Linked DNA regions of Mus musculus: region 2 is linked to region 1. A link is a loop called in an ENCODE intact Hi-C map of the cell type or tissue named here. Cell type or tissue: heart. All regions are shown on one strand. Region 1 holds the start of Mon2 (MON2 homolog, regulator of endosome to Golgi trafficking). Region 2 overlaps Mon2 (MON2 homolog, regulator of endosome to Golgi trafficking).

What was found. Peaks named below come from ENCODE experiments on the same cell type or tissue, not always from the same donor. Only the 100,000 strongest peaks of a DNase experiment are listed, where the experiment ranks them.
Region 2: a loop joins it to region 1, with 1.9 times the contacts of the local background. A loop is called at or near these places in 2 of 42 quality-filtered maps.

The regions. Positions count from the first base shown.
Region 1 is chr10:123,075,039-123,077,538 of GRCm38, reverse strand. Mon2 (MON2 homolog, regulator of endosome to Golgi trafficking) reads left to right here and starts at 1,034. Exons shown (of 36, transcript NM_001163024.1): 1 at 1,034-1,687. The coding sequence starts at 1,577. In heart, no CTCF peak of the experiment used is centred here; DNase peaks (open chromatin) are centred at 1,068 and 1,628; H3K4me3 peaks cover 2,228 bases; H3K27ac peaks cover 1,446 bases.
Region 2 is chr10:123,025,736-123,028,235 of GRCm38, reverse strand. It overlaps Mon2 (MON2 homolog, regulator of endosome to Golgi trafficking), which reads left to right. Exons shown (of 36, transcript NM_001163024.1): 16 at 1,223-1,327; 17 at 1,749-1,829; 18 at 1,909-1,982; 19 at 2,066-2,156. Among named protein-coding and RNA genes, the nearest start is that of Mirlet7i, 41 kb to the right of the region's middle. In heart, no CTCF peak of the experiment used is centred here; a DNase peak (open chromatin) is centred at 1,295.

The sequences.
Region 1 (2,500 bases):
CTCAGAGGTTGAGAACATCAGGTAGGTGAGTTACAGCAAAACTGGAAACTTTCTGTCACGCCCCTCAGGGACTATCTGATAGTGATCGCCTTTGAGTCATTGGAAGTTAGGAATCTGATGGCACATTCCAAAAAAAAAAAAAAAAAAAAAAAAAAAAAAAAAAAAAGACAAGGGTGTTAGGTCAAACACAGAGATGACAGTAAGTGGATACCTGGGGGCAAAAGATAACCAAGATAGTTAGATTCTAGACTTGCAACATTCCATCTTCCCATAATCAAGACGTTCCAATCAGTCTCACAGACATAGCTTAACACAGACATAGCTTCCTCCTCTTCCAACTTCAATCCACACAGGCTGGCTTTGCTCATCCGAACAATACGCTGAAATTATTTCTGCTTCCTGCTTATTACAACAGAGAAATGTCTTGGGCAAAAATAGACTCACCTGGAACATCGAAAAAGCTCACGTTAGTTTTTGCCTTACATTTATTTGGCACTTCTGATCTAATGAATTGGTTCCTTATTTGAGCGTCAATTACCTAGTATGTTCTAGGTATACAGTCAGGGAGGTGGGTGGGTGGGGCGGGGAGATAACAAAAACAAAGCAAAATAAAAACATAAAAGGGATCTGTCGGTGGAAGGCGGGGAGGGGGCGGGGAGCAGGAGGAGTCTTGTTAACAGATAAGGAAAATCAGGGACGACTCCGCAGTTAAATAAACCAAAGTCAGTCGATTTGGATAACTCCGCAGGATTGTCGTTTAGGTTCCCCAGGCCGGGGAGGTAGGAGCAAGACGCTGATTTGTGTTTTAAGTCAGGGGGGTGGGGATCAAGGAGGCAGAAGTGACGGACAAGACAAATTCATTTTTTAAAAAAAGCAAATATTTATAGCAGAAGAGAATGGATCACAAACAGACGTAGGGAGACACCTCCGATCATCCCCAGGTTACCAGCCAGCCAAAAAAAACAGGACGCGCCTGCGCAGCTGTGCCGGCCACCTGCGTCGACGGCGGGGGCGGGGTCCGCACTGCCCAGCTGGAGCTCGTTCTGGGCTTCTCGCTCGGCCCCGCCCCTCCAGAGACTCGCCTCCGGATTGGCCCGGGCGGGGGCGGGGCCCGGAGTCCGGAAGTGCGGCTGACGTGTCCGGGCCGCGCTCGGAATTGTGGGCGACTGGGCTAATGGCGTCGGCGGGTCTGGGCACCCGGGGCGGGCATCGCTGAAGCTTGTGGCCAGCTCGGCCGGTGACGCCCGCCGTGGCCAGGCCCCGCGGCAGCGGGAGGGACCTGCCCGTCTGGTGGGCTCCTGAGCCGGCGCCGGTGGAGCCTGGTGGGGCTGCACCGCTGCGGGCAGGTTTCGGCGAGCGGCCGGCGGCGGTGCGGGGCGGCCCGGGGGGAACTCGGGCACGCCTCGGGAGACGCAGCCCGGCTCCGGCCGTGCGCCCGCCCGCCCGCCCGCCCGCCGAGCCCTGGGCCCCGGCTAAGGAAGACTGAGGAGCCGCCGGCTGGCTGCGGGCCGCGCAAGCTGCTGACAGTGCCTGCTTGGTAGTGCTGGTCCCAGATCGGCGGTGACCTGGAGGGACCATGTCCTGCACCAACAGCCCCGAGGCTGTGAAGAAGCTGCTGGAGAATATGCAGAGCGACCTGCGGGCCTTGTCACTAGAATGCAAGAAGAAGTTCCCACCTGTCAAGGAGGTAGGTCCCAGGCGACGTCAGGGGCGGGGGGGGGGAACGTCACGAGCGCTCCCTGGTCCTCGTAGACCGCTTTCCTCGATTCCCCAACACCTATACTAATTTTCATTCCGCCAGTTAAGTTTGGTGATTGCCCAGCAAAGGCTGTTCGTAGAATTCTTTTGAGAGTTCCAAGGAGATTTGATTTCTTCCATTCTCTTGTTATGTTTATTTCGGAGCGAAGTTCCATGAGTGAGCCGGTTTGGTGACACTCGAGTCAGGTATATTGCTCCTAAGAATGAGTATCCACCGCTGTAGCGGAATCCGTTCTCCATACTTAGGTGGGCATAGTGTGTGGGAACATTTCCTTCTTGTCTGTGTTATTCAGCCCACCTAAAAATCTAATCGTCGTGATAAACTAGAGCCCCAAATTACAGCAAATGGTCAAGGCCTACGATAACCATGTTAAGCCCTGCACAAGCAGTATTCTAGTAGGATGCTTTGCAAAACAAATATATCTGAGTATATATAGCCTCTTGGGTGCATAATTTGTTGTTGTTGTTGTTGTTGTTGTTGTTGTTTTTCAGCTGTAGAATAGCTGAAAATTGTGGTACCAGTATAGGAGACCGGGTGTGGTAGCCAAACTTTTAGCTCCAATACTCAGATGCGAGTGGATCTCTGTGAGTTAGAGAGTGGACACCAGGACAACCAGGGTACATAAAGAGACCTTGTTTCCAAAACCGATGGTGGTGATGGTGATGATGACTGGGGCTCACAGGACGAGTATCAGGGAGCTCAATGTATGCTAATAAAATTTTCCAGATATTGAATTGAAAA
Region 2 (2,500 bases), 49 kb after region 1:
TTGTACATCCCAGCAAGATCTTTGAAGCAGTATAGAATCACAGTGCGTTACCTTTTGGTTTTCTTCTGATAAATGATTATGAAAACACAGTGTGTCCCCTGCATCTTTACAAGAAATAACGTTAAGTAGTACAGGTAAAGAAAACAAATTATTTCCCCAAACCCACGTATATTCATAGCTAAGCAACTTGTTATAGACTAACAAAGTGTAAGTAAGCAAGGGAGTTTTCTCAGCCAGTTTCTCTTACTGGCAGGCAGCAATTTGCAGTTACAAAGAAAGGAGTAATTATTTTATTATTTATCTTTAAAAGTAGTCTTGTAAAATTCTTGAGTCACAGATCTAAACCTTCATATAAAAATCAGTCATATCTACCTTAAATACTCAGAATGCATATTTATTCATCAGCTTATCTTACTAAATCATATCAGGAAGCTGAGGGCAAACATGGGTACAAGAAATCAATCATCGCCAGTCCAGCCTCAGTGAGAGTCAGGTCACCAGTGCTGCCGTTGTCTCGTCCCCTGACTATAAAAGGTTAAATAATAAGAGTGTGCCTTTCTGAACTTGATATGGTTCCCTAAGATTTTCTACATCAGAGCCAGTAAGTAGCAAAAACATTTCAACCTAGCTTCACTAACAACTGTATTTTTCCAAATGTCTTCTAAAGGCAGTAGTCATTGCTGACAATCTAAGTATCTAAGTTCTTCTCTAGGGTGGTGATTGAACCATTAACTGCCCCAGCAGCAGTGCCTGAGAGAAAGCAAGCATTAGTACTGTGAGTGCCAGAGTCACAGCCCAGTGAGGGGCTGGAGGGCCCTTTCAAGTTTTCATACAATTCTTAGATTAAGAGGGATGTGAAGGCAGCAAGCAGAGCAGAACCCCATAACAGCATGAAGTCCTCAGGACACTGGTCCTCGGGCCGTGCCACACCGAGGCTCATCTCTGTGGCTATGGTACCAGGTGGGCTGCATTTCATGAGTTCTAAAGCCATTTGTCGTTCCTCCTGCCTGACCCTTGGCAATGTGGCAAACAGTTTCCTCAGCAAACTGTCACTCCAGCCATAGTAACACAACTTTGTGTTTTGTAAAACCACCCAAACTTCTTTTCCTAGTATTCTTGCTTTTCATTTAAGACAGTCTTTGAATGCATTCGTGCTGATCTGTGAGCTGTTAATTTTTAAGAATCTATAGAAGTTGCTACAATCTGTTTCTTTTCGACATAGCTGACTTCCAAAAATATTCAGTGCATGAGGACTCTGCTGAACTTGGCCCACTGTCACGGCGCTGTTCTTGGAACATCATGGCAACTTGTTCTGGCAACTCTTCAGGTATGCTGCAGTACTGGATTCTAGGTGTATGACTGCTAACAGTTAAACAATGCCTGCTGCAGTACTGGATTCTAGGTGTATGACTGCTAACAGTTAAACAATGCCTGCTGCAGTACTGGATTCTAGGTGTATGACTGCTAACAGTTAAACAATGCCTGCTGGCCCTTTAGGAAGGCCTAAGAGATAGTATGAGGCAGAGACATGGCAAGAAGTAAGCAAGTGTTAGCAATGCGTCAGGAAGTAATGGACTGCTTACAGTGCCATAAACTCTACTGCTCATGCTATAATTATTTCATATGAATGGTGCTAATTACTTTGCTCCTAATTATTAGGATATTACTGTGTTTAGTTTTCATTGTGAGCTATTACCATTGATTTTAGTTATTAGAATTTTTAAGGTTTTATCTTGTTTTAATTTTAGCATCTTGTGTGGATTCTGGGACTAAAGCCTAGTAGTGGTGGTGCCTTGAAGCCTGGCAGAGCAGTAGAAGGGCCCAGCACAGTAAGTGGCAGCCCCTGTAGTTGGTGGGGGCTTCCTGAAATGTCACGCACACTCCACACTGACGTCCCCCTTCTTCTAGGTTCTGACAACAGCGGTGATGACGGACTTGCCAGTGATCTCCAACATCCTTTCTAGACTGTTTGAAAGCTCACAGTAAGTCCCTGTTGTAAACTGACAGCTACACTGTTTTGAGCTGTATATTTGAGATGAAATTGTCTTTTTCATTTTCATTTTAGGTATCTTGATGACGTATCTTTGCATCATTTAATAAATGCACTTTGTTCCTTATCTCTAGAAGCAATGGATATGGCCTATGGAAATAATAAGGTGTGGTAATCTACATTTCTTTTTAGTTATACAAGGTATATAAGTCACCCTAGTGTTTGATGGTAGGGCTGGGGCTTTGGTTGCAGTGGCCTGTAGGTAGGTGTTTAGCGCTTGTAGCAGGAGTAAAGACGGCACGGTGTAGCTGCTGATTTGTCCATGTGTGTAGTAGGTTTAAAGTTATGTCCCTTCTTTCTTACATGCAACACGGCTTTTATACGGAGCTGTCACAAACTATCTTGACAGTGCTTGCCAGGACCACTTACGATGCAGGAAACACAAGACTGCAGTTAGGACGTGGGCTGTAGATTTTGGTGGTGGGTTTGCCCTCATTGGAGTGGAAAATC